2 separate regions of the Homo sapiens genome follow, and region 2 is linked to region 1. A link is a loop called in an ENCODE intact Hi-C map of the cell type or tissue named here. Cell type or tissue: endothelial cell of umbilical vein. All regions are shown on one strand. Links, peaks and the distances in the headings refer to the core of each region. The heading gives the core; the rest is flanking DNA. Region 1 overlaps LINC02778 (long intergenic non-protein coding RNA 2778). Region 2 holds the start of LOC107984964 (a long non-coding RNA gene).

Evidence for each region. A loop is a pair of places that touch in the nucleus more often than their neighbours do. Peaks named below come from ENCODE experiments on the same cell type or tissue, not always from the same donor. Only the 100,000 strongest peaks of a DNase experiment are listed, where the experiment ranks them.
Region 2: a loop joins it to region 1, with 2.7 times the contacts of the local background. A loop is called at or near these places in 1 of 110 quality-filtered maps.

The regions. Positions count from the first base shown.
Region 1 is chr1:60,150,099-60,166,140 of GRCh38, forward strand. The region is part of intron 1 of LINC02778 (long intergenic non-protein coding RNA 2778); the gene reads left to right. It overlaps LOC107984963 (a long non-coding RNA gene), which reads left to right. Exons shown (of 3, transcript XR_001738092.1): 3 at 8,217-8,707. Among named protein-coding and RNA genes, the nearest start is that of LINC02778, 43 kb to the left of the region's middle. In endothelial cell of umbilical vein, for the core only: a CTCF peak has its summit at 6,946 (motif pointing right); a DNase peak (open chromatin) is centred at 6,993.
Region 2 is chr1:61,628,705-61,644,746 of GRCh38, forward strand. It overlaps LOC107984964 (a long non-coding RNA gene), which reads left to right and starts at 8,404. Exons shown (of 3, transcript XR_001738095.3): 1 at 8,404-8,444; 2 at 8,537-8,604. RefSeq lists enhancers at 13,000-13,049, 13,260-13,309. In endothelial cell of umbilical vein, for the core only: no CTCF peak of the experiment used is centred there; a DNase peak (open chromatin) is centred at 7,937.

The sequences.
Region 1 (16,042 bases), core at 5,237-9,236:
TTAAAACTGAAGATTAGCAAGTGTTATAGAGATGCTAAAGATACAGAGGACCAAAATGATTTTTTTCTGTCTGGAAGAAAACAAATCAAAAGAATTGAAGGATAATTGGAATTCATATTATGCGTTTCAAAGCTGTTTCATGCCCTTTCTCCATCCTCCCCCAAACCATCTCCAGGAGATCCAGTCTCCATGCCCACACATGGAGGGCTCTTTTCATGATAGTAGTGAAAATGGGAACTTCTGTTCTGACATCAAGCAAGTACTCACTTTGCATGCCATCTCCTCAAGTGAGACAACACAGTTCACTAGGTAGAAAGTGAAGGGAAAATAAATGGGTCTGGACTGTTACGGTAACCTCCTAAACGGCCTTTCTGACACAAATTTTCATCCAATATATCATCATTTAAAGTCATGATAATTTTCTGCTAAGACATATGAAGTGGTTTCTTTTTTTTTTTTTTGAGACAGAGTCTCATTCTGTCGCCCAGGCTCGAGTGCTCAGTGCTCACTGCAAGCTCCGCCTCCCGGGTTCAAGCCATTCTCCTGCCTCAGCCTCCCGAGTAACTGGGACTACAGGCACCCGCCACCACGCCCTCCTAATTTTTTGTATTTTTAGTAGAGACAGGGTTTCACTGTGTTAGCCAGGATAGGCTCGATCTCCTGACCTCGTGATCCGTCCGCCTCGGCCTCCCAAAGAGCTGGGGATTACAGGCATGAGCCACTGCGCCCGGCCTGAAGTGGTTTCTTTTTATAGATATGATTAATTCTCAATACTTTAGGCTAGAATTTAAGCCCTTGCAAAATTTTATTATGCCCCACCACCAACATTATACTTAAGCCAAAGTGAACCAAAATGAACCATTCGCCATTGCTATTAAACATTCTCAAAATGTCCTGCCTGTATGCTAATGATAATCTGTTCTCTCTGTTTGGATAATCTCTCTCTATCCCTCCAGCATATTTAAATGTGTAATAAGGGTGCGCAGAAAGATACAAGCCTGTGAAGACAAGGATAAGGGAAGTACAATATGCGAAGGTCTAGAAGATATCTATTAGACTTGGCATAGGAAAGGTCTGAGTGACCTTTGCCAGGATTGTTTCAGTCAAGTGTTGGGAATGTTGGTGGATTGAGGAGTAAATGGGAGTTGAGTAACTGGAGGCAACAGAAACACATTATTGATCAAGATAGAAGATGAAAAATGAAGTGTAAGAGAGAGGGAAACAGGAGAGCTCAGAGCATGGTTTTAGGTAACAGGGGGCAAAAAGATAGACAGGAAGAAATTTAAGATCTAAACTTAAAGAACATGGGAAATAACATAATCGAGAAGAAATGTGAAGAAGTTGGCCTTGTACATGAGGAAGGACACTTAGAGAAGCCTGCGGTAAAGTGATGACTTTCTAAAAATGGAATGGAATTAGCAGAATGAATTTGTAGCACACATTTACCACTAAGTAGCTGGAGAGTCGGGATGTCCCTGGATTTTTGCCATCCAATATATAATATTAGGACAGTCAGACCTCTAATACTGATGAGGAGTCACACAATATTTCAGGTTGAATAAAATCCTATCTTCTACCTTATGCTTGCATCCATGTCACAGAAAAGATGTTTACTCTCTTAACTTTAGTGGTTGGGGATTAATTTCTACATGAAACAGAAAATTCAATTTTCAGAAAGCCTTAAGTATCAGAAACTTCTCTTCTAAATAGAAGTGTCTACCTCCCTGCCATATGGTGCCTGTTTTGCCCTTAAAAGTTCCTTAAGACTTGAATTTCTCTTCAAATATGTCTATAGTGATGGGTTTTTTTCTTAAACCAAATTATTCGGTCATTCCACCGTTTTTATCATATGACATAATTTCCAAACCTTTCATTTTCTCAGAGATTACTTTTTGGATGTACCAACATCTGTTTAAATTGTGATATCCAAGAATAAAAATATTATTCCAGATATGATTTGATCAGGGAAAAGTAGTGAAGAGTTCATTCTAGGCACTTGGTTTTATTAAGTACAGCCAAGATACTGACTAAGATTTATTGAGTACTTATTATATGCAGGCAATTTCTTAAGAGTTTTAAATGCGTCATTTTATTTAATCTTTATAGTAGCCCTATAAAGTAGGAACTATTCTTATTACATTTCACTGACTGACAATTGGAAGCCAAGATGGGTTAAATAATTTTCACAAGGTCACTGAGCTAGTAAGTGGCAGAGCTGGAATTTGATCTAAGGTTTGCTTGACTTCAGAATTCAAGCTTTGAAGTGATACATGATAACTTCATGTGTGTTGATAGGTGTCACTCATTTCCCTTCCATCCTATAGGTTTCTTGAACCAAGTGCTGAGCACGGAGTACAGCACCAGAGGCTCTCATGGAATGGGGGTTGAATCCCTATGGTGCAGATATTACTAGCTCCCATTTTGCAGCTGAGAAAACCGAGGCTCAGTTTAACAACAAATATTTACTAAGAGCCCTACTAAGTCCCAGGCATAGCACTGTTGCCAACAGTGAAACAATAGTAAGCACAGAGTTTTATGAAAATAAAGAGTCCTATATCTGGACTCACAGGTCAATACTATTTCACAACATTACAGCTTTTCATCCAACAAAATTTTTCAGAATCAATGTGGAAGAATGAAATTTGCCATCTCTAGCAAATAAAAAAAAACTGTTCAGGCAAATGAAGATGTCCCCTTTCGATAGTTTCTGGAGAGAAAGATGTGGTTCTGATGAGGAAAACATAATAATGTTCAGTCAAGGAGTAGAAAGAGGCTTTCTTTAACCTCTCTCCACAAATCTAAAGTTTTTTTAAATGCCCGTTCCCCCCACCTGACAAATGTAGCATTCTTTTAAATATGTAGTAAAAGTGTAAATCAGAACAAAGACCATATTTCACACCAAGAGGCTTGTATATCCATCAGGTATTTATGGTGCTGCTGTTAGCCAACTCTTCCATCTGGAATGTCTTTAGTCATCTTTCATCTGGTACACCTATTAGAGGAATGCCAGAGCCATCCATAACAAAGGGGCTCATCTTTTAGAACCCCTTTGGCAGGAAGGAGAAATCCAAAGGTTTCCCATAAAGCCTGTGTTTCACATTGCGTTTAATGCAGTTGTTTGATATGATAATGTCTTTGGGGGAAACTTGGCCCTGCCCCTCAAGGATAATAATGGACAGTTATTTTATTCTGTTGTGCTGTCTAATGAGGAACCATCTATTAAAAGCACAAGGGTTTGTATAATCTACAAATTATAGAGGGAAGAGATTGTAGATCCTTTTCCTCCCTCCAACAAAACTAAAAGACTTGGCCAAAAAAAAAGAGACCTTATTATTATTTCTAAATTGGGTGGTGAGTACCTGTTATCATCTAAAACCAGTTAAAAAACAAAAACAAATCGGGAAAAGTTTAATGGACTCTCCCATTAAACATAATTGAATATTCTTAGAACAAAGCTGTTACACAGATATTTTCCAGTTTGTTCAAGTAAAGGTAAAATATAAAATCTAAACATGAACTTTTAAAAATAATCATTTCCAAAGGATGAATACATCGCTGGGAAAAAAACAACAGCTTTAACTGTCACTTTGAACACTGCAATGCTATTTCATTAGTCCCTCAGCAGAATGTCTCATTATGAAAATAATATGTGGGGAGTTCTTAGTTCAAAAAAGCCAGGAGACAAATTCATTGCTAAAATGTTCCAGAATGTCTCAGAAGGAAATAAAACTACCAGAACTTTCATCCTATTCCAACCACAGACACAATGTCCATGAGGAACTGTCATTCTTTTTGACATGACTGCTCAGTATAGGGTTGGGAAATGCCTCCAAGCAGAGGAACCCATTCTGGAAGCCACTCTAACTGCTCTCATCCTCAGCATAGATGTAGAAACACAGGCCTGCAAGTGTCTCCTATCAATTAGACATTCAGAACGGAGAAGGGCTGTCTAAATGCATGGGGGTGAGGAAGCTGCAGGGCTTTATGCCTTATTAATTGGACATTGCTATTTAAACTCTTGAAGACTCCAAATGGTTTTGGCATGTGGTCAGAACCATAAAATAAATGGACTCAATAAGTGAAAAGGAATACTCTGAGCTAGGCCATTTCCTGTTCCTCCCTAGAATCCTAAACTGTGTCTGGTACCAGAATTTCAAGCTCAAATCTCAGCTGAATACTCAGCAAGCCGTTAAGTGCTGCTGCAACTGTAATTGAGACTTTTCTTCTTCTCCTTTTAGTTCTGGCCTCTTCAAGAGGTGGTGGCGTGAATAAATAACCACCTTTATTTTAAATTGGCCAATGAGTCTACTTCCGTCGAAAGAAATTGCCCAGCAAAATAAAGCCTCACTTGATTTGTACGTGTGTGGGTGGTGGGGGTTGGTGGAGGGAGTATTTCATTAAGTCATAGTGCCTCTTCTTCCATTTGAATGAGTTCTTCCATGCAAATTATCCTGAAAAGAAGTCTACTTCTGGCACTAAGCATGGAAGAGGGTCTATTTCCAGAAAAGAAGGTGGCAGGACAGACCAGAGTAGGTTCCCATCTGTCTTTGCTTCTTTAAGAATCAAGACGGTCTTCTGAAAACAGACTGCTTCATCCCATGAAAATGAGCAGAGAGTCTGGTGATAAAGCAGACACCCTGCCATCGGCATCATCCTGATGAACACTGCATTGCTATTTCATTAATCTCTCACTTCCATGCTTCTCTACCTGTTTTCAGCGCTGTTCATGTCTCCTCACAGTGTGTCAACACAGTGGAAGGAAATAGAGTGTTGGAGCCATCAACACTCTCACTTTCCCTCCTCATCCTTGTCGAGCAGATTATGCTTTTGTAACTGGTCACAGGTAGCAGGCCAAGAGAGACCTTCTTGAGGGACTGCTGTTTAGGGTGTTAAGAGATAAGCCAACGCGGTCTGTTGGGAAAAGCTGGGGATAGGCGCACTCCTCTACCAAGTCCAGTACAGGAGTTCCTTCAAAGAGGCTCTGCTAAGGGAGCGTAAAAGAGGGGGAAAGGAGCCATCCTTTTTGGCCACGGACTCTGTACCAGATGTTCCCTTTTAAGAGTTTCACATACATTATCACACTTAAACCTCACAGCAGCAGTTTGAGGGAGATCTGACTGCTCCCATTTTATACATAAGGACACTGAGGCTTAGAATCTTAAATGATGTGCTTAAGGTACATGCTATGGACTCGAAAGTTGAAAACTACGCCTGTATATGCCCAAAGTCCTTGGCAGTTTCTGCCAAAGGCTCTTTGTGCCACTTCATGTGAATAATAAAACACTCTGACACACCCCTCCACCCCCACCCTATGCCTCCTATCTGCCTTGGTGTTTATGTCCATTGGCTCTCATCTAAGCATTTTGCATTGGGTGCTTTTTGGTGTCTCAGTTCTTACCCTGCAACTCTACTCATTGCCTTGGCTTTGGTAACCAATATTCATTTTCTTCCAAATAAAACCTAATCTTGGCTCCAAAACTCTATTTCCTTACACTGTTGGCACACTTTGAGGAGGCACGAGCAGCCCTGAAAAAAGGTAGGGAAGCATGCTGCAGAATTTCAAGCCTCTCTCTCTATTAGTTTATTAATTTAAGATAGAATTCAGTGTTAAGAGCATGGGCTTTCGGTTCACTCAGAAGTGGGTTCCAAGCCAGACATTTTCATTAGATGGGTCACTCTGAACAAGTTACTCATGCGCATCAGCCTCAGTATTCTCTTCTACAAAATGGGGATAGAGATGTGCTCCAACCAGATTTATTGTTAGGGTTACGTGACATAATGTATGAAAGCACTAAGCATAGAATAGAGTGCTTAGTGAGCACTTAATAAATGGAAGCTATTATTTACGGTAAATGTTTGAAATTAAATGGTCACCATATTTATTGTAGAGTTGATAAATGAAGCTCATATCCCAGGGAAGAAATGAAACAGTATTATCATAGCATACTTATTTACCTTCCCCCAGAATGCTGAGGTCCTTTCCTACCTCTTCGTGGAAATATTCCTTGCTCTGCAATTTTTCATGTCTTGCAAGCTTCAATCAATACAATTGATTTAATGATTAATTTATTGTGTTCCTCAGTAAAAGCCCAGCATCGACTTCTTAAAATGGAATCTTATCGCATTTTAGACAAACAAAACTAATTGGCGACAATCATTTAAAGGGGAAGCACAAAACATTCTATACACACACACACAAAGTCAAAGCAAATAATGAGAAAAAAAGCTTGTATTATTTTAAGAATGCAAAAGTAGAGGATGAGTTGAAGTGTTCAGGCTTTCTGATTTGCTGAGCTCAAAAGATCATTTGGGCCAATTATGCTTATCTGTGAACTGACATTATTCATGACCTTTACATCCTGCCCTCTCTAAAACGACTTCAGGATTTTTTTTTCTGCTAGTAGTATGAGGAACAGTTGTGCTCTTCATTGCCTCATGGTTTGTTTTTATCTCAGACTAACCATGAGGCCTCCATCCTTCCCACTGGCATGTAGAAGATGTAGAGACAATCCTTGTATTGCATTTCTAGTTATGCATGTTTTAGATTGTTTCATTTCAAATGTGTGGGGTTTTTTTATTTCTACCATTTTGTTTCTCCTTGCTTCATCTTGCCCACCAAATTATAAAATGGATTACCTAGTGGAACTTCAAAGCATCTTTTTAGTTGCCTGTGTATATTTGGAACAAGGTAAGGGATAAATAAATACAGAAGTTAGGGGAAAAAAAAGTCTAGTTTCTTGTTCTCCTGTGCCACAGCCTAGTTTTGTAGTTGGCTACTTGCATAGTATTTGCCTTCTGTAGAGAGCTAATAGACTCTACCAGCAGCTCCCCACCCTGGTGGTTGGTTCTTTCTTTGCTGTCCTATCCTCTCAGGTGCCTTCCTTAGAAAGTCTGAGAAGGCTGGTGAGCCTCCAACCTGTGGGAGGTGGTTAAGGGAGGGCCTCGGGAGGCTGACTTGGCCACATGGTGTCAGTCTTGCAGCACTGATGTGAGAATTCTGGGACTTGTCTTTGGCAGCAAGAAATGTTCCATGCTTCCCCCATACAACTCTCACGTGAACCAGGATGAAATAGCATTTGTTAGAGGTTTTGTCTGCTCCAGGGGGAAGGGATAGGAGCTCTCTTTGAGATATATATATATATATATATATATATATATATATATATATATACTTTCCTAGCTGAGCTGTGTGTATGGTAACTTTTACACAATGGAAGGAACAGTAATTTTAAAAAATAATTTTCTTCACCAGGAGCCTTCTTGGCAAGATTGTCCACCCAGCACCACACTGAGTGAGCCTGCTGAGGCAGCCAAGTATCCTGGTGAAATCCTGGGCTTTGGAGCCTGACAGACCTGTGTTTGCATTCTCATTCTCCTAGCCCTGCACCCTGGCTAGCTGTGTGACCTCAAGCAATTTTTAAACTTTCTGTGCCTCAGTTTCTTCGTCTCCAAAATACCATTTATAATACCCATTTCAGAGGAATGCTGTGAGAATTAGGTTGGGTTGGCTTATAGAGCACAAGCTTACCATAGGTGCTCAGTGAATGAGAGTTATCAATAAAATGTGAGCTGCTCTCTATTTTACGTTTAAAATATATCTTCTACATTTTTTCCACAGAAACCAGTCAGAGAGGGAGAGAGAGAGAAAGCACTACAGTGGGGAGTGTGTGTGTATGTGTTTGTGTGTGTGTTGCTCAAGTGATGTGTACAGGAAGTAAAATCCTCCTAATATATTACATGTGACAGCTGCTGAACCTGTATCCTAACATCTCTTTCCCTGCCCAATAGTTCCATGACTCTCTCCTAGTGACAATGAACATTTCTACGATGCTTACTAATGACAGACAGCACAACACAGAGCATGAAACAGCCTCTCCCCAGGAACAGAGCTCAGCAACCCTATGCTCTAGCATCATCTGCACCAATTCTTTGATGTTCTCAGTGCTGGAGACAGCCTACTCAAAGGAATGCAGGGTTTGGAGTCAAGGAGTCAAGTGTAGGTAGGAATTTCAGCTCCCAGACTTAACTAGCTGTGTAAGCTTGAGTAACCATTTACTCCATCAAAGTTTCACTTTTATAATTTGTAAAAATAAGAATAATGCCACCTAATTATTAATGTTGTTTTTTATTGGGGGTTAAATAAGACAGCACAAGTGAAAGCTCTGAAGACGAAGGAAATGCCAAGTCCCTGGTAAATATTTCCTGTTCACTTTTAGATGAAGGCTCTCAGGACTGCCCAATCTGATGGAAGAAATTGCCTTCCTAGACTTGCCAGCATCTCTGGGAACTGTCTTGAACTCCATATCAGAGATATGTAGAGGAGGAAACACACAAGTTCTCTTTCAAACACATTAAGTTGGAGGTGTCTGTTGAATCGGTAGGTGGAGATGTCTTCTGGGTTGGATATACAGGTCTATAGCTTTGGAAGAACTCTGGGTGGAGATTAGGAAGTCGTCTGAATTGAATGAATTTCACTCAAGCAAATAACTTTCTTCCAGGTATTCCCAGTCCCACTTCCCTTCGTCAACTCAATTTAACACATGCCGACTGTTAGGCCCTATTTTCTTTCAGAGAATCTTAGGCTAGCTGGAAATACTGTTCTTCCACTTGGCTCATCCACTCTTGCTTGGACTCCTTCCATTCCTGCCCAGGTATTACAGAATATAGAATCCACGTGGAACTATGAAATTCTGTTTTCTAAGCCATGGCTTCCTACCTTATAAAATTCAGTGTTTCAGATTGATAGTCTCTAGGTTGACCTATGATATGACACTGTTGTAGAATCCTAGAGGGTTGCTGATTACCAGTAACAAACATCCTCTTTTAAGTATTGGAAACTGAGGCCCAGAAGAGCATCTAAGTGATTTTCTCCATCACTGCGAAACTCAGAGCCATCACATCAGTCTGCCTCCTTACTTATAATGTGGTAGGTTATGATCTAGATGGTAGTTCAATTACTTAAGGGGTCAAGGATTAAAGTGTGGCCCTTCTCATGAACCAGCTGTTTAAAGGATTGAAAGGGAACTCTCCAAAGACCTCAACACATAGAACCCTTCATTAATATGAATTATTGTTGACATAGACTTAGACTTGTCATGGGTTAGAAAAAACTCTGGCCATCAAATAAAATGATGAACTGATATGAACTGATAAAACAGTATTCCTCTAAAGGTAAGAGTCAGATGGACCGAAGCTAAGAGTCAGATGGACCGAAGCATCCTATATGCTGGTCCAGTCTTGGCCAATATTTCCCAGTGTGATTATGGAACATGAGTCCCTTGGGGTGCTCAGTTAGAGAAAAAAAGAAAAAAAGCTTTGGAAGAGCTAAATATTCTCTCTCATGTCCTTAAAGGTTCACGGTGAAACAGTATATTAAAAGCTTTAGTTCTAAAGAAATCTGCTCAGAGTTTGTACTCAGTTCAACTCCAGTCTCCCGAATCATAACTAACCATAGAACCTAAAATAAAGCATACATTAGCATCCCATAGAGCAAGTGTTTTTGTGAAATATCTTACCCACTTTGAAATTTCTGATATAAGCACAATTTTGGGTACTTGGTTGGTTTTTAATCTTTCATTTTTGCAAAAATCCAATGACGTGGACATTGTTTATAATGTTAAATGTTACATTGTTTAAAATGTTAAATGTTATAATCATTTTGTGATGAGGAAATGGGACTCAGAAAGGTGTGGGAACTTTGTGAGGCTCACATCATCAATATGCTCTGCTTTTTGCCCTGCTTTTCATTTTATGTTGTTTATAATTTTTCATATATCTATGATGTATCCTTCTTCTGTGTCTTTTTTCATAATAATCTCTATGCCTGGAATTTGAGACTCACCATTCCTGGCTGATCTGTCTTCTTTACCTTTTAAGATGTAGGTCAGCAACCATCTTGGCTGCATTAAGTGTTCCTTCTCCATGACCCCAGAGAAAGCTCTTTATCACTATCTTAATATTGCTCAATTTATTTTGAAAGTTACCATTTATGTGCCATCTTTTCCCAATAACTTATAGGGTCCTTAAGAGCAGATACTGTGTCTTCATTCTTCTTTGTGTACCTCCTCACATGCACAGTACTTATCTTATAATAAATACATGTATATTAAAATTCCCGTAGTAGTGGCTCAGAGTCTCTCTTTTATACTGAATTGAACTGAACTGAACTGCAGCCAGTTCTCCATAACTTCAAAACCCCAAACACTTATCATTATACCACACTGCATTCCATTCCAGCCATAAAAGTTCTATTACATTTTGGCCCAAATAACCAATGGACCTATTTTTGGTCCCATGGTAGCTGGGAATTCTGTGGAGAATTGCAGCAAACAAATTTGGGAGGAGAATGGACACCTAAACTCAAACTTATATTACAGCAAAGACGGCATTAGCAATCTATACATAAATCCCTTAGTACAGGGCCAGGAACAAAGGAATCTCTCAGTAAACATTAGCTATTATACAAGCTGTTAGAATTTCAGAGAATGAGTTCACTCATTGTCAGTAATACTTTTGTTTTCATAATGCCTTGAGTTAAAGATGAGATTCCAGCATTTTTGTAATTGAGTACTTTTGCTGGGTAGATCCAACCTGAAAATTAAGATTCCAGTATAGAGCAGGTGTAGGTAAGTCAGAAGCCACTGGCAAGGCATTCTGGCAGAACAGGTTTGTTTCTCTCAGAGTGAGCTATCTACCCACAATGGACACTATTATCTACAATGGGGGTGTCATCAGGACTCAGACAGAAGAGCTCTGCCTGGAAGCCAAATCTCCCTCCCTTGGCCAGGTGCGATGGCTTACACTTGTAATTCCAGCTCTTTGGGAGGCCGAGGCTGGCGGATCACGAAGTCAGGAGATCGAGACCATCATGGTTAACATGATGAAACCCTGTCTCTACTAAAAATACAAAAAATTTGCCAGGTGTGGTGGCATGCAACTGTAGTCCCAGCTACTTGGGAGGCTGAGGCAGGAGAATCACTTGAACCCAGGAGGTGGAGGTTGCAGTGAGCCGAGATTGCACCACTGCACTCCAGCCTCGGTAACAGAGCGAGACTCCGTCTCAAAAAAAAAAAAAAAATCTCCCTTCCTTCCCCACTGCCACTCACATTTAGCACCACCTACCCATTTAACAAGGCTCTGAAGCTTAAGTGTGCCTGTATTTTTTGAAATTTTGTCATTTTAATTCTTTAAGAAGAGATTTATAGGGTTTTACTGTTTGTGTTACTACCTGTTACTTTCTCTTTCTCTCCTAGTGAAGTTTTCGAGGCATCTCTTCTTTCCCCGTCTCCTCGCTCCCCATATCTGACACTAAACCCTGAAGGTTATTATTTATAAATAGCCCCCATTTTCAGTCTCTGGTCTATTCACAACCTCATATGCTCTGAAACATTTGAATAGGCTCTTGACTTGTCTTCCTATCCCTGGTCTCTATCGGGGAACCTGCCCCCGATAGTCATGTAGGTTCTTTTCTATTTTCCCTAAGCATCAGCTGGGTTGATAAATAAAGGGACAGAGTACAAAAGAGAGAAATTTTAAAGCTGGGTGTCCGGGGGAGACATCACATGTCAGTAGGTTCCATGATGCCCCCTGAGCCATAAAACCAGCAAGTTTTTATTAGGGATTTCAAAAGGGGAGGGAGTGTACAAATAGGGTGTGGGTCACAGAGATCACATACTTCACAAGGTAATAGAATATCACAAGGCAAATGGAGGCAGGGTGAGATCACAGGACCACAGGACCGGGGCGAAATTAAAATTGCTAATGAAGTTTTGGGCACCATTGTCATTGATAACATCTTATCAGGAGACAGGGTTTGAGAGCAACTGGTCTGACCAAAATTTATTAGGCAGCAATTTCCTCATCCTAAGAAGCCTGGGAGTGCTATGGGAGACTTATTTCATCCCTACAGTCTCAACCATAGAATATGGCCACACCGTAGCGGGGCATTTTAGAGGCCCACCCTCAGGGGTGCATTCTCTTTCTCAGGGATGTTCCTTGCTGACAAAAAGAATTCAGCGATATTTCTCCCATTTGCTTTTGAAAGAAGAGAAATATGGCTCTGTTCTGCCTGGCTCACCGGCGGTCAGAGTTTAAGGTTATCTCTCTTGTTCCCTGAACATTGCTGTTATCCTGTTCTTTTTTCAAGGTGCCCAGATTTCATATTGTTCAAATACACATGCTCTACAATTTGTGCAGTTAACACAATCATCACAGGGTCCTGAGGTGATATACATCCTCCTCAGCTTACAAAATGACAGGATTAAGAGATTAAAGTAAAGACAGGCATAGGAAATCACAAGGGTATTGATTGGGGAAGTGATAAGTGTCCATGAAATCTTCACAATTTATGTTTAGAGATTGCAGTAAAGACAGGCATAAGAAATTATAAAAGTATTAATTTGGGGAACTAATAAATGTCCATGAAATTTTCACAATCCACGTTCTTCTGCCATGGCTTCAGCCGATCCCTCCATTTGGGGTCCCTGACTTCCCACAACAGGTATCATTAAAATAAATTGTCCCAGTTCCATGTCTCAAGATCTCCCATAAATCCCAGGAAAAATTAGAACTACTCAACCGACAAGGAAAATTCTTTATAATCTATTCCAGCCACTTCTATGGCCATATCTCATCATTTGCCTCTCCCTGTCCAGGTACACAGGTGCACACTGAACCTTTTACCATTCTCCATTCTGTGTCTCTGTATATTCTCACTGTCAGTAATTCTCTACTTTCCCATGTGTTTGGCAATTCCTATTCATCCTTCAAAACTTGACTCAGACATTTCCCGCTCTGGAAGCTGCTCTTTCTCCTCAAAAGCCATGCATGTAGCTATGCCTCTGGGCTTCCACTGCACTTTTCCAGGCTTCTGTTGTGTTGGTGCACATCGTTGCTCTTCTTTCTTTAACTAGAAGGAGAGCTGTGGCAATGTCTGATGATCCTTTATGAAAGGAATGAAAAGGTCAAAATGCTATTTGCCATGGGGCACTCTATCCTTCCCTGTGGCTAGTCTATAAATCTTAGCCTCGGTATACCTTTTGCTAGGTAATCATTAAGACTGAGAGGGCCACATTGGACCAGATGGGTAGGATGAGACAATGAATAAAGGGTTACTAGTTACTTGTGACTAATTTCAAGCTCAATATTACCATTCTCCTCTGTTTCCTTTTTTTTTTTTTTTGAGACAGAGTCTTGCTCTGTGGCCCAGGCTAGAATGCAGTGGCACAATCTTGGCTCACTGCAAGCTCTGCCTCCCGGGTTCACACCATTCTCCTGCCTCAGCCTCCTGAGTAGCTGGGACTACAGGCACCTGCCATCACTCCTGGCTATTTCTTTTTTGTAGTATTAGTAGAGACAGGGTTTCACCATGCTAGCCAGGATGTTCTCAATCTCCTGCCTCGGCCTCCCAAAGTGCTGGGATTATAGGCGTGAGCCACTGAGCCTGGCCTTCTTTTTTTTTTAATTTAATTAATTAATTTATTGTTTTTTGAGACAGGATCTTGCTCTGTCGCCCAGGTTGGAGTGCAGTGGTGAGATCTTGGCTCACTACAACCTCCACTTCCCAGGCTCAAGCAATCCTCGTGCCTCAGTCTCCCAAGTAGCTGCAATTACAGGTGTGTGCCACCACACCCAGCTAATTTGTGTATTTTTAGTAGAGATGGGGTTTTGCCATGTTGGCCAGGCTGGTCATGAACTCCTGGTCTCAAGTAATCCACCCACCTTGGCCTCCCAAAGTGCTGGGATTATAGGTGGGAGCCCCTGCGCCCAGCCTGAAGTACACTTCTGATCCACTTATTTCACATGGGGTCTATTCCAGCTCCCCAGAGTAGACAGGGATTCAGACAAAAACCCTGGCAAGGAATAACCAGGGCACATGCGGTTGGTGTCTTTTATATTTTCTCAGGGAACTTCAGTAACTAGCAGGGATTTGTGGGATGCTGGCTCTATCACAATCACACATCATAACACCCAGCATATTGAATGGTATTTGTTTCTGTGTCTTTCTTTCCTGTTAGACTGTGAGCTCTTGTTCTAGTCCTGTGCTGAGCCTTGTAGCAAAACAGAGCAGAGTGAACTTGGCGGCTAACTGTGTGGACTTTGGAGAGAGTCAGCTTATATTCAAATCTCATTTGTGCCACGCAAGAAGGTATGACCTCAGGCAAGTTATATTAGATTTCTGTGCCTTGGTTCTTCATGTATACATACAGTGAGAATGACAATAGCACCTTTCCTACATTGTCGTTAAGATGATCCAATGAGTATAGAAAATTTGTGCTTGTTACATAGCCGACATTGAGTAAATTCTACTTTTAACCATTTTTATTCATCCAGGGCTTAATATTTTATCACGATACAGTAGGCACTTAATAAGTATAAACAAATAATTAAGCATTAGATGGCAAGTTTTTCATGGCACTGTGTAAATTAGCTTGAAACAGAGTGGTGTTGTATAAAGAGCATGGGTTGAGAGCCTGAATGATGAGTTTGAATTATAGCTCTGCCACCTCCTACTAACATTAACATGGACAAGTCATTTAATCTGTCTCAGCCTCAATAATATGGTATTTCATCCCGGAAGTAGGTGTTAATAGTATCATCTATTTTCAGGTATTTTGGGCACCATTTAGCAAAATCTGTTAATTGCAATATACTTTGAAAAATGCCCAGTTGATCTAGTTAATACATCTGAATTTTGAGAATTAAAACAAGCAGTTATTTTAATTTAAACCATATCTAGAAATGTTAACAATCCCAAGTAGAGGTTATTCCAGGATCTGTTTTGGTGAGAGGGTGAAACAATTAAGGCTAATTGGGTCTGAGGGTGGGAGCAAGCAGTGGTTAGGTAAGATTCATTAAGCATTAATTTTATGCCAAGGTTTTTCCTTAGCTGTCATCCTAAGAACCACACTGTTAGCCACAATTAAGTCCATTTATAGATTAGGAAACTTGCAAAAAATCACAGACCTGAAGAATAGCAGTTCCAGATTTCAAAACCAGATTTGTGCTCTTACTGGGATACTACACCGCTTTATGAAGCAGTAGCAGTGATTCTCACATAGGGCCCGACACATAGTTGGGACTCAATGAATATTTGTGATGTGATGGATGGATGAACACTAACAAAATTCTCAGCAAGGTTAAATGTTTTAAAAAGTCACAAGAAGTCCAAAGAGCTCTAAGGAGCTTAGGGAGACAGAAAGTGTTTCATCCTCCATGTCAACTACTCAGTGACTGAAAGGAGAATGATACCAATTTCAACAAGTGCTGACTGAACCCACAGACATCTGTGAGAAAAGGAACACACGTTTCAAATGCCTCCCCTCCAGCTCCGTTTGCCGAGTTGACAAGTTAATTACTCAGCTATCAGGAGATAACTTGGTAGTAGTAACACATGTAACTGTGTAATTATCAGGGGTTCCAGTAGTCGCTGTGTAATTATCAAGTAGTTTTCATGAAACAACATGTGTTTGCTTGTAAATATACAATTAAGCGGTGTTGCCACCATTAACTATGAAACAAAACCAGCATCTGGCACTTAAGGTACCAGCTGTGGGTCCCTGCAATTAAACTTTTCTTCAAATAGGACTAACTTTCCAAAAGGCACAACGTCACAAAAACCTACAGAAACACATGTGATACCATTGATAATTCTATTCTTTTGCCTAAAATAACACTTTCTATTTTTCCTATCATACTTTAAAAATTTTGTCTATTCTTTAAGGTCAAGCTCATATGCCAGCCTTTTCCTTGTATTTTGTAGATTCCTTTAAACAAGATGTAAATTCTGGATCCCTAAACTCTCCAAATCTCTTTGCAACTCTTATGACTTTGAACACATTCTACCTTGCTGGGAATCTGGGGCATATCTACCCATCAGTCGTGCCACAAATATATATTGAGCCCCTATTATGTGTCAGGTCCTATGCTAGGCAATGGGAACACAGTCAGCAACAGAATAGATATGGTCTTTGCAACCACAAACTTTACAATATAGGAGTAAAAATATGTATATACAAATAATTACAGATTTGATAGACCTTTT
Region 2 (16,042 bases), core at 5,765-9,764, 1.5 Mb after region 1:
GTGCTTAGTAAAAGATCTAAAATGGTTGTGCCATTTATATCATTACTGTCTCTCTCTCTTTTTTTTATTTATTTTTTTTGAGATGGAGTCTTGCTCTGTCACCCAGGCTGGAGGGCAATGGCATGATCTCGGCTCACTGCAAACTCCGCCTCCCAGGTTCACACCATTCTCTCACCTCAGCCTCCCAAGTAGCTGGGATTACAGGCATGCGCCACCACGCCCGGCTAGTTTTTTGTATTTTTAGTAGAGACGGGGTTTCACCGTGTTAGCCAGGATGGTCTCGATCTCTTGACCTTGTGATCCACCCGCCTCGGCCTCCCAAAGTGCTGGGATTACAGGCGTGAACCACCGCGCCCAGCCCTCTCTTTTATAATAAATTCTCACCTGGGTGTGGGGGCTCACGCCTGTAATCCCAGCTCTTTGGTAGGCAAAAGTGGGCAGATCACTTGAGGTCAGGGGTTTGAGACCAGCCTGGCCAACACGGTGAAACCCCATCTCTACTAAAAATACAAAAATTAGCCAGCCGTGATGGCAGGCGCCTGTAATCCCAGCTACTGGGGAGGCTGAGGCAGGGGAATCACTTGAACCCAGGAAGCGCAGGTTTCGATGAGCCAAGATTGCGCCACTGCACTCCAGCCTGGGCGACAGAGCAAGACTCCATCTCAAAAAAATCAGTAAATAAATATTCTCTGTTGTAATTATTGATGTGGTTTCTGTCTCCTGACTGGACACTGACTGATACAGAAAATGGTACCAGGACATAGACCCTAAGATCTCAAAGATTGGATTTGGAGATTGATTTTTGGCCGTGTCTGTGGACTGGAAAAAATGCTCAACTCTTTGTCAATGAAAAGTGGGATTCTAGGTAATCCATGTCATGCAGTGGCATTCACAATTAATAAAATTATCATCTCTGGTCAATGTGACGAAGTGTCTACTGAAGCATTAAGTCATATTCTAGTAAAATGACTGAGCTTTAAGAAAAAAGAAAAAAAAATCTTTCAGGCTTCTAGGCAAATAGTGCACATGACTCAAAGGGAAAAAAATTATATTATCATCAGATTTTTCAACAGTAACTTTTTATGCCAGAAGAAAATGGAGTAACGTACTTAAGATCCTAAAAGAAAGAAAATGTGAGCCAAGGATTTTATATACAGCAAAACAGACCTATAAATATAAAAGGAGCAGGCAAACTGTTAACATGCAAGAACTCAAGGAATATTGTTCCCATGAACCCTTCCTAAGAAACCTACTACCTCTGAGCTGACCAATACGGTAGCTACTAGCCACATGTGGCTATTTATATTTTAATTTGAATGAACTAAATGAAGTAAAATTAAAAATTCAATTCTTGCCGGGCGCAGTGGCTCATGCCTGTAATCCCAGCACTTTGGGAGGCTGAGGTGGGCGGATCACAAGGTCAGGAGATCGAGACCATCTGGCTAATACAGTGAAACCCCATCTCTACTAAAAATACAAAATATTAGCGGGGTGTGGTGGCACACGCCTGTAGTCCCAGCTACTCGGGAGGCTGAGGCAGCAGAATCGCTTGAACCCGGGAGGCAGAGGTTGCAGTGAGCTGAGATCACACCACTGCACTCCAGCCTAGTGACAGAGCGAGACTCTGTCTCAAAAAAAATAAATAAATAAAAATTCAATTCTTCAGTCAAACTAGCTATATTCCAAGTGCTTAACAGCTGCATGTGGCTAATGGCTACCACACTGGACAGTATAGATATGGAGCATTTCCATCATCACAGAAAATTCTATGGGATAGCACCATACTAGCTAGCAAGCTTCAGACCACCAAATGATTGGAGAGTCATTGACATAAGAACTAATGGTGGGTATTAGATGTATATTCAATTGCATAACTAAGACTAAATAAGGGTTAAAAGGGAGGGATTACATTATATGTCTACATAATCTGGCAAGCTAGATATACAAAAACCATTAAAATGAGGGAGATGGAAATAGCATAGGCAAAATAAAAGTATTTTTCAGTTACGCTTTCGGTAATCATCATTCATGATGGTAGTACTAGTATTGCTATTCTGAGACTATTATATGTGTCATGTGGGACAAAGCAAATAGATAATTATAGGATATTCTACTTCTATCTTGTCCTTGAGTAGCAGGATTCTCGGTGTGGAAGAAAGGAGATACAGGTGTAGCATAGAAGAGGTTAGGTAAAACAAACCCTATAGCCTGCATCTAAATTGGAAATATCAGTACAAACTAGAAACCACGATCACCCCAGTAATAATGAGCTTCCCTTGGGCCCAGACTGTGGTTTTGAAATACCATTTCCCATTTAAAGAAAGCGTGGATTTTTGGAGAAATGGCTTACAAGATGTGCCTTGAACATGTTGACATGCCAGATGGCAAGGAAGCTATCAAAGACCCCTGGGATCATGCCAGAAAGATTCAGGAGGCAACTTGAAGAGGCTCCTATTGACCAAAGATGGGACAATTTCAGCTTCAGTAAAAACTGCAATAGATTAAAGTTCATCAAATATGTTTAAATCCATGAGTTTATAATAATATTAAAGGGAAAAGCAATGAATTGCTCACCTTGTGAGGATAAAAAGGAATCCAATTCACTTCCTTCAGAATTAAAAGAAAGAAGCCTTTACCTTGCCTATTCCATATGAACTGGCTAACCACATGGTGCATAAAGAGAAGGGTCTCTTTATAAAATTATTTCAGCTCATATGAAAACAAAGTGATAGAAAGTCACAATTTTAAAACCTCTAATAAATAAATGAGTCTAGGCCTTGAGCATCACTTGCTGCTAAAATCACAAAAAGAGCAAAAATCAGATAGATATTATATGCCTTCTGATGAAAGAACATTGCCTATCGTATTGCCAGAGGAATTGAATTTGAGTCCAATCAAGCCTCTGGATCCAGCTGCCAACTTACAGAAAATCAGAGGTTAGAGAAACACATTGAATTGCTCCATGCATATGCAATTTAAAACTGTAAGATGTTGGGAAAGATTTAAGACTTTGGGAAACTCTACAGTTCAAATAGGCTGGTATAAATTGTAAGAAAAAAAAAGGAGGCACAGAGAAGGAGGCTTAGGTTAAAAATGACTGAAACATATAAATTTTAAAATGGGCATGATTAAACTATAATATTTAATGATGCACACTTAGGTGATAAAAGCTTTAAAAATGCAAGGAACTGATCACTTCATAGAATTTAAGATCGTTGTTACTTTTGAAGGGAAAGAGAGAGCTGCGATTGGGATGTGGCACTTAGGGGTTTCTGGGGTGGCTGGTAAACTTGAATTTCTTGACTCGTTGGTTACAAGAATGTTCACCTTAAAGTAATTCAATAAGCTATTAAAAATAAGATTTGAAGTCAGGCATGGTGGCTCACGCCTGTAATCCTAGCATTTTGGGAGGCTGAGGCGGGCGGATCACGAGATCAGGAGATCGAGACCTTCCTGGCCAACACGGTGAAACCCTGTCTCTACTAAAAATACAAAAATTAGCTGGGCGTGGTGGCGCGTGCCTGTAGTCCCAGCTACTCAGGAGGCTGAGGCAGGAGAATCGCTTGAACCTGGGAGGCGGAGGTTGCAGTGAGCCAAGATTGCACCACTGCACTTCAGTCTGGCAACAGAGCGAGACTCCCTCTCAAAAATAAATAAATAAGATTTGAAATATGCTGAAGTCATGATTTTTGTCATAGCCCCATTTAATTCACCACCATGGCCACTGCTAAAAATGTACGGGTTTGTTTTGCTTTGTTTTGTTTTTTAGAGACAGGATATCACTCTGTCGCCCACCTTGGAGTGCAGTGGTACAATCATAACTCACTGCAGCCTCAAAACTCCTGGGCTCAAGCAATCCTCCTGCTACAACCCTTCAAGTAACTGGGACTACAGGTGTGAGCCACTGTGCCTGGATCGAGTTTTTGAGAATGACAATGGATTCTCTTAAGTTTAGTTATGTGGCGCGTGTCAATTGCAATTACTTTTTCAAATATGTTCTCTTTACTAGAGTAAATCAACACAGCCTTGGCACTTGGAATGCAATTACGGATCTGATAAATGCTTTGTTCTCTATCCCAATAAGCAGAAAATACCAGAAGAGTTCACTTTCATCTGGCAGGAAAGCAGTTCACCTGCACTGTTTTACCTGAGGACCACAGCAACTCTGGCTCTGTAAACATTTAGCCAACAGGCCATTGATCGCCTCCCAATCCCATGGGACATCATGGCAGTTCAGTACATTGATGGTATCGTATCCTTAAAACACTGTAAATAAGAAGCAGCTGTAATCCTAGATGCCTTGATAAAATGCCTGAACATGAAAGGGTCTGAGGGAAACCTCACAAAAATTCAAAGCTCTGCCACCTAAGTACAGAGATGCTCAGACGGCATCGTAGGATTTTGGAGCAACTCATACCACAGTTGGATAAGCTGCTGGATCCATTTACCAAATAACACCTAAGGCTGCCAGCTTTGATTAGGTACCCAAGCACGTGACAACTCTCCAGCTGGTCCGGGATGCAGCATATCTAGCAGAATCATGGCACTCAAAGTGTGTAAAACAGATGAGGACACTGGACAGATAACTCCAAGAGAATAATCAGAATACAGGCACCTGGGGGTTAGAGCAAAGCCAAAAAAAAATTTATGATCAACTAGATCAGGAACTCAGCCATTCTTCCACAAACACATAGCCTTTTTTTAAGAAACATCTATGTTTTCACTAATAGAGACTAACTGTTTGGCCATGGGACACCAAGGGACCATGTGATCTGAGCTGCCTGTTATTCACTGTGTATTATCTAACATGTCAAGCCATCAAATTAGGCATGCATAGCAATACTCCAAAATTAAGTGGAAGTGTGGGATGTGAGAGTGTACTAAGGGAGGTGGTAAAGGCAGTGGTGAGCTGTGGGTCACTCATGCTCCCAGTGCACCTATTCCAGTGGGACTGCTGCCTCTTATTCAGCTCACTCTGAAAGCTTTGTGGGCAATCGCTTACAAGAAGTAACTTGAGGAAGCAAAAAAATCTGCAGGACTATACACCAGCTAAAAGTGGACCACAGGAGCTTGATGCCCTACTTAAGGGTGACTCCAAAGGACAGTAGAAAAGGGTATTATAATTATTTCAGTAGGAAAACTTCAAATGGTACATATGACTGTCCCCTTTGCCTGGAAGGAAACAGATAAGGTACAGATCTACAGCAATTTGTGGCTAGTGCTGAATGGTTTAGCTAGATGGTTAGACTTAGGAGAAACAAGGTTGGAGGGTGTTAACAAGAATGAATGGGAGAGCATTGTAATAATGCACCTCACAGAATGGCCCCAGAGTGTAGGAATATTTGTATTCTGCATGGATGTTCATCAAAGGGCACCCACTGCAGAGGAGGTCTCAACAACAGTAGGAAAAGGATGATCTGATCTGTATCAGTCAGCATCTTTCCTATTCATGCCAGAGCTTGCCCATTGTGTTCACAAATAAAGTGTCCATAGCAGTAGAGATAGCTGCTATTCATGGGTTCAATAATACAGAAAGATTTCTCCCATCTTGTTGGGTCTGGATACCACTGATGCTGAGTGCTTACTCTCCCAAGTCAGAGACTCAATTTAGCCCTCTCTATGATACCATACCCTAGGGAGACCAGAGAGTCAACTGGTTTCCTCAGTAAAATAGAAATTTATTCTAGTAATCCCGGCACTTTGGGAGGCCAAGGTGGGTGGATTGCTTGAGCTCAGGAGTTTGAGACCAGCCTTAGCAACATGGTGAAACCCCTTATCTACCAAAAATACAAAAATTAGCTGGGCATGGTGGCACACATCTGTGGTCCCAGCTACTCTGGAGGCTGAGATAGGAGGGTCGCTTGGGCCCAGGAGGTGGAAGTTGCAGTGAGCCAAGATCGCACCATTGCACTCCAGCCTGGGTGACAGAGTGAAACTCTGTCTCAAAAATACATAAATAAATCTGTTCTAGGTATGGATTTACCTAGAGTAAAGGTATTATCACCATACTCTACCTTAAGAAGAATCGGATAGTGATGTTTAAGGCAGGGATGAAGGGTAAGAAGATCGACCAGGCCTGACAGCTCACGCCTGTAATCCCAGCACTTTGGGAGGCCGAGGCGAGAGCAATGCTTAAGATGAGGAGTTCAAGACCAGCCTAGGCAACGTAGCGAGACCCCCCAACCCCCATTTCTACAAAAAATGTAAAAATTAACCAGGTGTGGTGGTGCATCCCCTCATCCTGGCTACTCAGGAAGCTGAGACAGGAGGATTGCTTGAGCCTAGGAGATCAGGGCTACAGTGAGTCATCATCGCGCCACTGCACTCCAGCCTGGGTGACAGAGCAAGAGATTCTACCTCAAAAATAAATCAATCAACAAGGATAGGAAGATCAAGTACAAAGTACCATTAAAAAAAAAAAAACCCAAAAGCTACTTAAAGTCAGGTTATATCTGCCAGGTTATATCTGCCACAATCCCTGTAACCTCCCTGCTGTCGAGCTTCTCATACTTCATGATCATGGACACTCATGAGAACAGGTGCAGTGTCCCTGTTGCTTGCCATTTTATTTGCTAGTGCTTAGCACGTTCCTGGGACATAGGAGAGCTCAACAGATATGTACTAAGTGTTTTCTGAATCTCATACATTTTAATATTTATTTGCTACTACTTAGCACCGTGCCTGGGACATAGGAAAGTTCAACAGATATATGATAAATGCTGAATCTCTTATATATATTAATATTTATCATAATGCTTTAAAAATATTTTGGTCTATGCAGGTACTCAACAGATACTTGTTAAGTGAAAAAAAAAAGATTATAATCAACTAGGTCAGGAGTCAGAAAACTACAGCCTGTGGGCTCGCCACCTGTTTTTTGTACTGCCCATGAGCTACGAATGGTTTTTACATTTTTAAAAGGTTGGAAAAAATCAAAAGAAGAATAATATTTCACAATGCATAAAAGTTATCTGAAATTCAAATTTCAGTGTCCATAAATAAAGTTTTATTGGAACACAGCCACACTCATCTGTTTACATGTTGTCCAGGGTGATTCTGCACTACAACAGCAGAATTGAGTCGTTATGACAGAGATCATATGGCCTGCAAAGCTGAAAATATTTACTATCTGGTCCTTTACAGAAAACGTTTGCTGACCCCTGAGCCAGATCTTCCAAAATGTGGAACACAACAGTCTTGAAGAAGATGGTTAATATAGTGCTGTTTCCTTCTTTGCCCAATATCACTCCTTCACCTCAATTTCTACTAAAGAAAACAAACTGGTTTTCTTATATTCCATGGCTCTGAGGTAAGGTTTATTCTGAAACTTGCCAGTACCCGTAGGCTCCTCTTGGCCATGTCTGAAATAATTAGATATACAGTAGCCAAGATAGATAAATACACACAGAGAGATGGAAGGAGAATGACTGAGAACATCAGAGGAAAAGATGGAACACCACACTTGGGTGCACTAAATCCATAAGGGAAATTTTTCTTCTGTCAGTATCAATTCAAAACTATGTAATTAACACTATTTTTATTATAGTGAGATGTTTATTGCGATTACTGACAGAACTGTCTCAAAACTGATATTTAGTATAGTAGGGTTTGACCTGTATTTGGAGAAGCTATGTTTTAAAATAATACATTGAGATTCACCAAGGAAGGAACCATCAACTCTTCCCAAAGATAGAAATTGAAGAGTTTCTTTTCCTGAAATAATTATTTCATTAAATGTTACAAGTTGATATGTTTTAGTGATTTAACTTCTTCATCAGTCTCTGCAAAATGCATCATTCCATCTCTCTACTACTCATCTGGAGGAAACACGTGCTAGTAACTGACTTCCCTTTATTTTTCTCTACATTCCAGATTCTTTATCGTTTAACTTTATTACAGGCAAGCAGAGCTTGGTCCGTATTAGAGTGACAAAGACTATTTCCTTAATTACTGTACAGAGATAATAGCATTTATTCTGGCAGTTCCCGTGTTATTCAATCAGGCAAGATCCAATACAAAAAAAAGCTGATTTGCCAAAAGGGAGATTAGCATAAGTGCCTACAGTCACATTCTATTTTTTGAAGTTTACGGCTTTCAGGGAGCACTTCTTGTTGGAAGTTCTATTTAAAAATTATGGAAGGATTATGATACTAGTGTCCACCTGATAGAGGAAAACAAGGAAGGCAAGTGGGCCATTTTAGAAATCACAACTGTTAAGCTAATTGCAATTTTGAAAGTAAACCTAATGGTACTGCAGAAAACAAGAAGAACGACTCTAATGTAATCCTGGCAGCATTGTGATTTCAAACTGCTAAACCATGCAATGTATTTACTTTTCCTTTGTGTGGGCTTGCATATTTACCTTCACCAAGGATATTTCTCTGTTTCGTGGTTATACATTGCAGCACTCATGACTGATGAATTATTGTCAAGGACAAACTAAGGTTCTTGCTTTTTACCAAAACGACTTTTTATAAAACACAAAACTTTTCCACAGGGGAAATGCAGATTTAGCATTATGCATTTTCGTTAACAGGTTTAACAGGATGGCCTACTACAAATGGTGAATAAAATGAGAGCAAACTTGGGAAAGCAACTGCAAAGGTAAGATTGAATTAAGGGTAAATATATGCAAATTGTCCCAGCCCTAACGCTGTCTTCTGAGGAAAATGCCAGTGCTACTGATTATTTTTTGGAATTTAAAATGGCAGTCACCCAATTGTTTTGCCCTTTACTGCGATCACTAGAAGGAAATACTTCTAACCCAACCCAAAATGTCACTTCTAAAGAAAAAGTATGTACATATTCCCATAATAACCATAAAGCATGGGAATATTTTGTTTTATTTTACTTCTTTATCTTTTCAAGCTGTTAAGACTATTTCTTTTTTGTTTTTTACATTTTTAAGATACATATGGGGTCTCACTATGTTGCCCAGGCTAGCCTCGAACTCCTGGGCTCAAGCAATCCTCCCATCTTGGCCTCCCAAAGTGCTGGGATAACAAGCATGCACCACCACACCCTACATCCCCAACAAACCTCTTCTAGGGTTCCTTGTAATCCTATCTACAGTATCATCCAGAAATTCTCATTGAGTCCATTTCAACACCTGAAAAGACATGCGATGTACAGGTACTTCTCTGTAATGTGATACACATCCTCTTGGTTAAAGGGTTTTAAAGTATCTCAGGACTTAACTTACAAATCTCATAAATAAATACTGTAGCCTGAGTTTGGCCTCAAAAAATAAGAAAGGATACATAAAAGAAAAAAAGATCTGATGGAAATAGGGAAAAAAATTATTATTTGTTAATCCTGAGTGGTGGGTACAGAGATGTCTGTCATTTTCTGGTTTTCTGTATTGGAATGCTTCATAACTTTAAAAATTGTTTTTCTAAGGCCAAGAAAAGCTAAAGAAGTTACCAGGTGCTCAAATTCTAAATGAAGAAACGAGAAGGACTAGGGAAAATTGCACTGCATTTTTCTTTTTCGGGGTAGTAAATTGAAGAAAACGCTGAACTGCAGTTGCATTGAAGGGACAATGATCTAGGGGGTCCCTGGGAGCAGTATTCCTATTCCATTGAAGGAGGTGAGCCAAGATACTTATAAGCTCTAGAGAACCTTTAACACAGGAAGCTATTTATCATAACAAGCTTGGTTGATACTGTTCCCATACTGAACCAATTAGGTTCGCCTATTTCGTCATACTTCATAACTTGGGATGATAGGTTTCCAAGTATGGTACAGTGTAGTAATTGAATTTTGATCAAACACACATGGCCCATAACCCACTATGTGAAATTTTCAGAACAGTTCACAGCTTTTAAATATCCAGTCAACATGTTGCCAAAAGTACAGGATGTACTTGATGCAAGGGGGAGAGAAAGGGGAGGGCTGAATCTTGGTAGAGTTGTAAAACAAATATTTTTGTTCTTGTTCTCTTCTTATTTTTCAAATAGCAGTGGGGAAAGGCCATGGGATATCATATCAAAACTCAAGTCTTCCCCTTGCTTGTTCCATGTGCGTAAACATCCTTAAGTCTCATTTCAGATCAGCATTTTCTTTTGCATGAAACTATTTTCACGTCACAGGCCTGTTACACACGACCTGCTAGCATTCTCCTTCCAGCACTATCCAAAAAGTATTTCTTGACAACCTACTATATGTTAGATACTGGGTCTCCTGGTAAACTCTTTTGAACAAAGAGACATGATCCCTGCCTTCATTTGATCTACTGTGGATGGAGAGACAGACATAAAATACATAAAAACATCAATAATTTTTTATAATTGCAACCACTAATAAGTAATATGAAGGAAAAATAGGGCATCAGGAGTAACGATAATGGGGATGTGATTTATCCAGAAAGGAGGAAGTAGAAAGGAGAAGCATGGACTGCATTTCCAAGGCAGTGCCATGTATGTTGAATTCTGAAAGATGAGAAGTGATCCAAGAGAGTGAACGCTGAGAGAAAGTATTCCCAAAAGAAGTAGGCAAGTAAGCATATGGATAGGCCTTGAAGTAGGCAAGAGTTTGGCAAGTTCAAGGACCTGAAGTCTAGTATATTCAGTGAGAGAGCCGCTAAAAAGATACTGGGGGCCAGACCACACAAGGCCATGCAAAGGATTATGCAAAGTGCAGTCACTGAAAGCTGGTAAGCCAGGGAATGACATGATGGGAGGCAGGCAAGACTAGAAGCAGAAAGACTAACTAGAAGGCTTTGGCAATTGTCCAGCTGGGAAGTGATAATGGCTTGGAACACAGCAATAGCAAGGATGGAGAACAGTGGGCAGATCTGGGAGATATTGTGGAGAAGAACTGACATGATTTGGTGATAACTGGATGTGGGAAGTGAGGGAGAGGGAGGCTCCAAGGACATTTTCAGGTTTCTAGTTTGAATGACTTAATGAGTAAAGTCTAATGAATAACAACTTGTTAGTATAATCCGCAAGACTACACCAAAGCAGTAGGAGAGCTACACAACTTTCACAAGCTCCCATGTCTGCAGGAGTGCTCTGCTCTCTTTGGATTCTGTAGGAACAGAGGCATCAATCAGGTGCTGGGAATACAGAAATTTTCCACCAACGTGCTCATCAAACTTTCCTTTACCGTAAGCCAAAAGAATGTCTCTGAGCTATGAACATCAGACTTTAATATAAACTTTAAAATCTTACTCTCAGCTCTACGGACATGGTTATAGGTGTCTGGCAATTGAACTAGGAGAGCCTGAAAGTAAACACATTGTCTCTTGGAAATTGATGAAAAAACCAAGCATGTTTCTTTATTCATTCAAAAGATTTTACTGAGCATCTTTAGCCTGAGAAGTAGGAGGTAAATTAGACGTGTTCCCTGCCTGGGCAAAGAGTATATTCTATTAGGGGAGAAAGAGGCATACCAAGATGTGCGTAACACAGTTATGCAGTACGTAGTATGTTACATAGATCTAGCAAGACAGCGACATTTAACAGATGACAGGGAGGGGGTGGAAATTCGGTGCATGGGCACGGCTATGAAAGATTTCAAAGAGGCTGTATTTGAGACAAGCCTTGAAAGACCAACAAGAGTTTACTAAGCAGAGAAGAGGATGGGGGAGAAATTCCCAGAGGAAGAAACAGCACAAGCAAAGGCACGAGGGTCCTGAAGAGCACTGGGTATTTGGGGCTAAAGGGTAAAAAGAGCAGGGTATCTGATTCCAGATTAAAATGTCATCCCTCTATTCTGAAATCTGAAAAATACTAGCAGCTTGATTTGTCCACAGTCACTTGTGCCAGGTAGAGAATCCTAATTCGTGTAGGCCCAAACCAACAAGAACCTCTTGATGTGACTACTGCCTGAGTATTGCAGTGTTCGTGGGAGCTTTAAGTTTACCTATCCAGATGGGAGAACCTCTTTCCCGAAATTCATAAGCAGTCCCACAACTCCGCCAATGCTACAGGACCCAGCTTTCTGAGGCACCTAGAAAGACATGGCAGTGGCCCAAGGTGATGCTTAGGTGGGCTGGCGAATGCACACAATAGAATGTCTGTCTGTGACATTTAATCTCACTCTGGCAAACTGGTGCAGCTGCCCTTGTACAACAAACGGGAAGGCACAGTGAGTGACCACCACCAAAAACAAACAAAACAAGTGTGTGCGTGCGTGTGAGCTTTAAAATTTAATAGCTATTCAGACAGTCCTTAGAGAAGGAATTGGCAGCTTCGGCCTCCAAGACTGCTCCCCCACCTGTCTCCAGGCACTGCAAACACAGCTGTGTAAGAAGGAGACAGTCAACGCTTCCAAGGAAAGAAATAGTGCAGTCTTGGGGGTGGGGTGATGATGAGAGCACCTTTCTCACAAACCCACGTGGGACAGGGCCTTGTCTAGCAACCGCAAAAATAATCGAGCAGGACGTGGTCAATCAAGCTCTTTATAAAACCTCATGTTAAGTAAAATCATTCAAGATCCAACTCAATGGCCACCTTAAACCCATGTTTTAAAAGCATGAGACAGAGCACACAATTCATGCTCAAAGGAGAACGAGGTAGCATGCATGCTGGCAAGACGCGCATTCAGGTTTGCTCCCGGTATCAAGATGAGACGTAAAGACGATTTATGCACTGTCATAGAACTTGTAGTTCCTCACACAAAACACAGAACTTCCTGGGAAAGTGCCTAGAAACTTCTTTATCTGTATTTCCCCAGGCTGCAAAGTGCACACATTTTTAAAGTTCAACTCTTAAAAAAAAAAAAAAGTCAGCAGAGGCAAGATTTCAACAGACGCCGGTCCAAATGTTAGCAATTCTAGAGTGGTCAGGGGTTTGCCGCTCCCAAAAGTAAGGGGGAAATTAGAAGAAGGAAAGAAGTCGTTTTCGAAGACGAAAACCAAAGCAAGGAGGTATTTTTGGTATCATTTTAATCACAAAATAGCACGAATGCGGTCTGTGCCTGTGCGCTACCCAAACGTCGATTTGAATACCACTGAACGCTAGTTTGAAAATTTCCATTTTTGTAATTTGCTTTCTTTTGTTAAGCCAAGACTTGAGAGAAACCTGGCAGCCGTCTCTAAGTCTGGCACGATTTCACCTCAGACGCACTCGGTTGGTTTGGATGTTGAGGGAGACCGCACATGAGAGAGGGAGAAGGAGGAAAAGAGAGCTGGAGAGCAAACCTACCGCTCGGCGGCCGCCGCAGAGAGCAGGCCCAGGGCTTCTCAGCCGGGGGATCTGGCTCCACCTACAGGAATCAGAAGGCAAACCTAGTAGACGCCTCGGCGTCTGCAGGAACCCGGTGGGGGCTGGGGGAACTTTGATAATTGCCTAGAGAATTTCCTAGCCAGTAGGAATGGGGGTCGGTAGAAGTGGTAAGGATTGGGAAGCAGGGATTTCCATGACCAGATTACCCACAGTCATATCAGATTCAGCGATTCTTATTTGGAGGAGAAAAGGTATCATGTCACCTCCTATGACCTAGGAATTTTAACTGGTTCCAGGTAAACCCCATTTGAAAGCAAAGGCAGCACCTGGTCCCAGGACAGGCCCAGCACATAGCATGCTCAGGCAATAACATTTGAATGAATGAATGAATGAATGAATGAACTGAATAATCCAATCTATCAAATAACAGAAACCTAATATGATAAAAAGAAAACCAACCCCCAACCCCAACACTGTTTTTCAGGTATATGTATGAGTTGTCAGGCATTTTTGATGGCTAGTAATTACTACAAAAATCCTGCACCATGTAGGCTAGTCGTGTTCCACCTCCGATGTGCCAGAGCAGTGATTGAGTACCACCGATTTCATCCCATGCCCTCATTTGCCAACGAATAAACAGAAGCTTGAAGAGGTTAAATGCCTTTTCCCAGGTCAACCAGTTTGTTGGTGACAGAACTGGTTTGGGGCTAAATTTTCCTGACCTGTCTGGTATTTGTTTTCTAAGGGCAGGAGACTCATTTTGCATTGGCCTGCTGGATGCCCTCAGCCGATTAGCTCTCACAGGAGGAAGTTAGCTTCCCCCACCCACCTGTTGGCCTGTCCCTGGGCTTCTGCCCCAGCTTCTGCTCTGGGCCACAGCCTCTGCTCATGCTGCTCTACTCCAAAAATCAAACGCTGCCTGGAGCTAATGCCAATGGTTGCTAAACTTATGAATTCATTTCCTAAAGCCTGAGGGACAGAATCTTTGAGCCTGTGGTTTAGTAAGCTACAAACAGGCAGGTGCTTTGTTTTGGCAACACAGGTGTCTTATATACAATATCTCCTCCATCTATTTACCCAAAGCACTTAATAAGCAGTTACTGAGTTTCCCAATGATAGTTATAGAAGAAGATGTTATTTACCAATTGAAAAGGAATTTTTGCCGTAGGCAGTTAGCACTCAGTTTCCAGATGAAAAGGTGAAGATCCTTCTGGGAAGTGAGATGCTGTGTGCATTATGTGAGATGAATATGATCCAGGGAAAGATAGCAATTAAGCAGATCCAGATTCTTTTTTTTTTTTTTTTTTTTTTTGAGATGGAATTTCACTGTTGTTGCCCAGGCTTGAGTATAATGGCGCAATCTCGGCTCACCACAGCCTCCACCTCCCGGATTCAAGTGATTCTCCTGATTCAGCCTCCAGAGCAGCTGGGATTAGAGGCACCTGCCACCATGCCCGGCTAATTTTGTATTTTTAGTAGAGACGGGGTTTCTCCATGTTGGTCAGGCTGGTCTCAAACTCCCAACCTCAGGTGATCCACTAGCCTCGGCTTCCCAAAGTGCTGGGATTACAGGCGTGAGCCACTGTGCCCAGCCTAGCAGATCCAGATTCTAACCACAACCTGTCTATAAAATGGAACTAACACTGTCATGACCTCTGAATGGATTAAAAATTAATCATTATTATTAATCACAATATTAATAATAATGCTGAACTATTACTAAGTGCTTACTACATTCCAGGCTTTCAAATGACCACTTTACATGCATTGTCTAACTTATCCTCAGAGCAACCCCATGCGAGTTATAATTATTACCCCCATTTTACAGAACAAGAGAACTGAAGCTCAAAAGGGTTAAAATACTCACCTACAGTGACAGTTTACAATGGTAAGGCTAGTGGTTGGATCCCAACTCCTATCTGACTCGGGACTTCAAAACATTATGTAACACAAGAAATGCCTATTAGCTGATTCTATGCCAGTGGCATTCAAATATCAATCTCTAGTTCTGAGCTTTCAAAGGAACTCTGTGCTTCTATTCCCAAATGCTGAAAGAATATCATTAATTATATATTCCACTACTGTCTCAAACTTAAAAGGGCCTAAGCCAAACTCTTTCCTTCCTTTCATAAGCATTTACTGAGAACCATTCATGTTCAAACCTCCATGGTTTGGAATCTAGGGCAGTGGTTCTCAACTGGGGGTGATTTTGCACTCCAGAGGACATTTTATAATGTCTGGAGACATTTTTGGTTGTCACCACTGGGGCTTTGGAGTGCTACTAGCATCTAGTGAGTACAGGCCAGGGATGCTGCTGAATGTTCTACAATGCACACAGTAACTCACCCCCCAAAAGAATTATTTGGCCCAAAATGTCAATAGTTCTGAGGTTGAGAAATTCTGGTTTAGGAATACAAGGATGAATTAGATAGCTAAAACCAATCATCTGATGTAAGAGATATACATATAAATTTTAAGCACGAATTTTACCTAGATATCTGTGTGATGACAAGGGGTCCATCAAGAGCTATGAGGTTTATTATGGGCTGGAGAAGTCTTAGTGGAGGAGGTGGCACTTAAGCCAGGCATCAAAGGAGAGATAAGATCTGGATTCTGGATAAAAAAGAACAAACAGTGTGCAGGGTGTGGGTGTACATGAAGAATGTTGGTTTATTTTAATTGGAGTGGAGGAGGTGTGAAGAGGAGTAGTAGAGAAACGGGGGTAATATTTTGTTGGGGCCAGACCAACAGGCCTGAATGCAAAGACAACTTCGGACTTTAGGTGTAAGTAATAAGAAGCGATCTAACATTTTCACATGGGGTGTAATATGATCACAATGTTCTAGGGAGATGAATCTAGCAGCTGAATA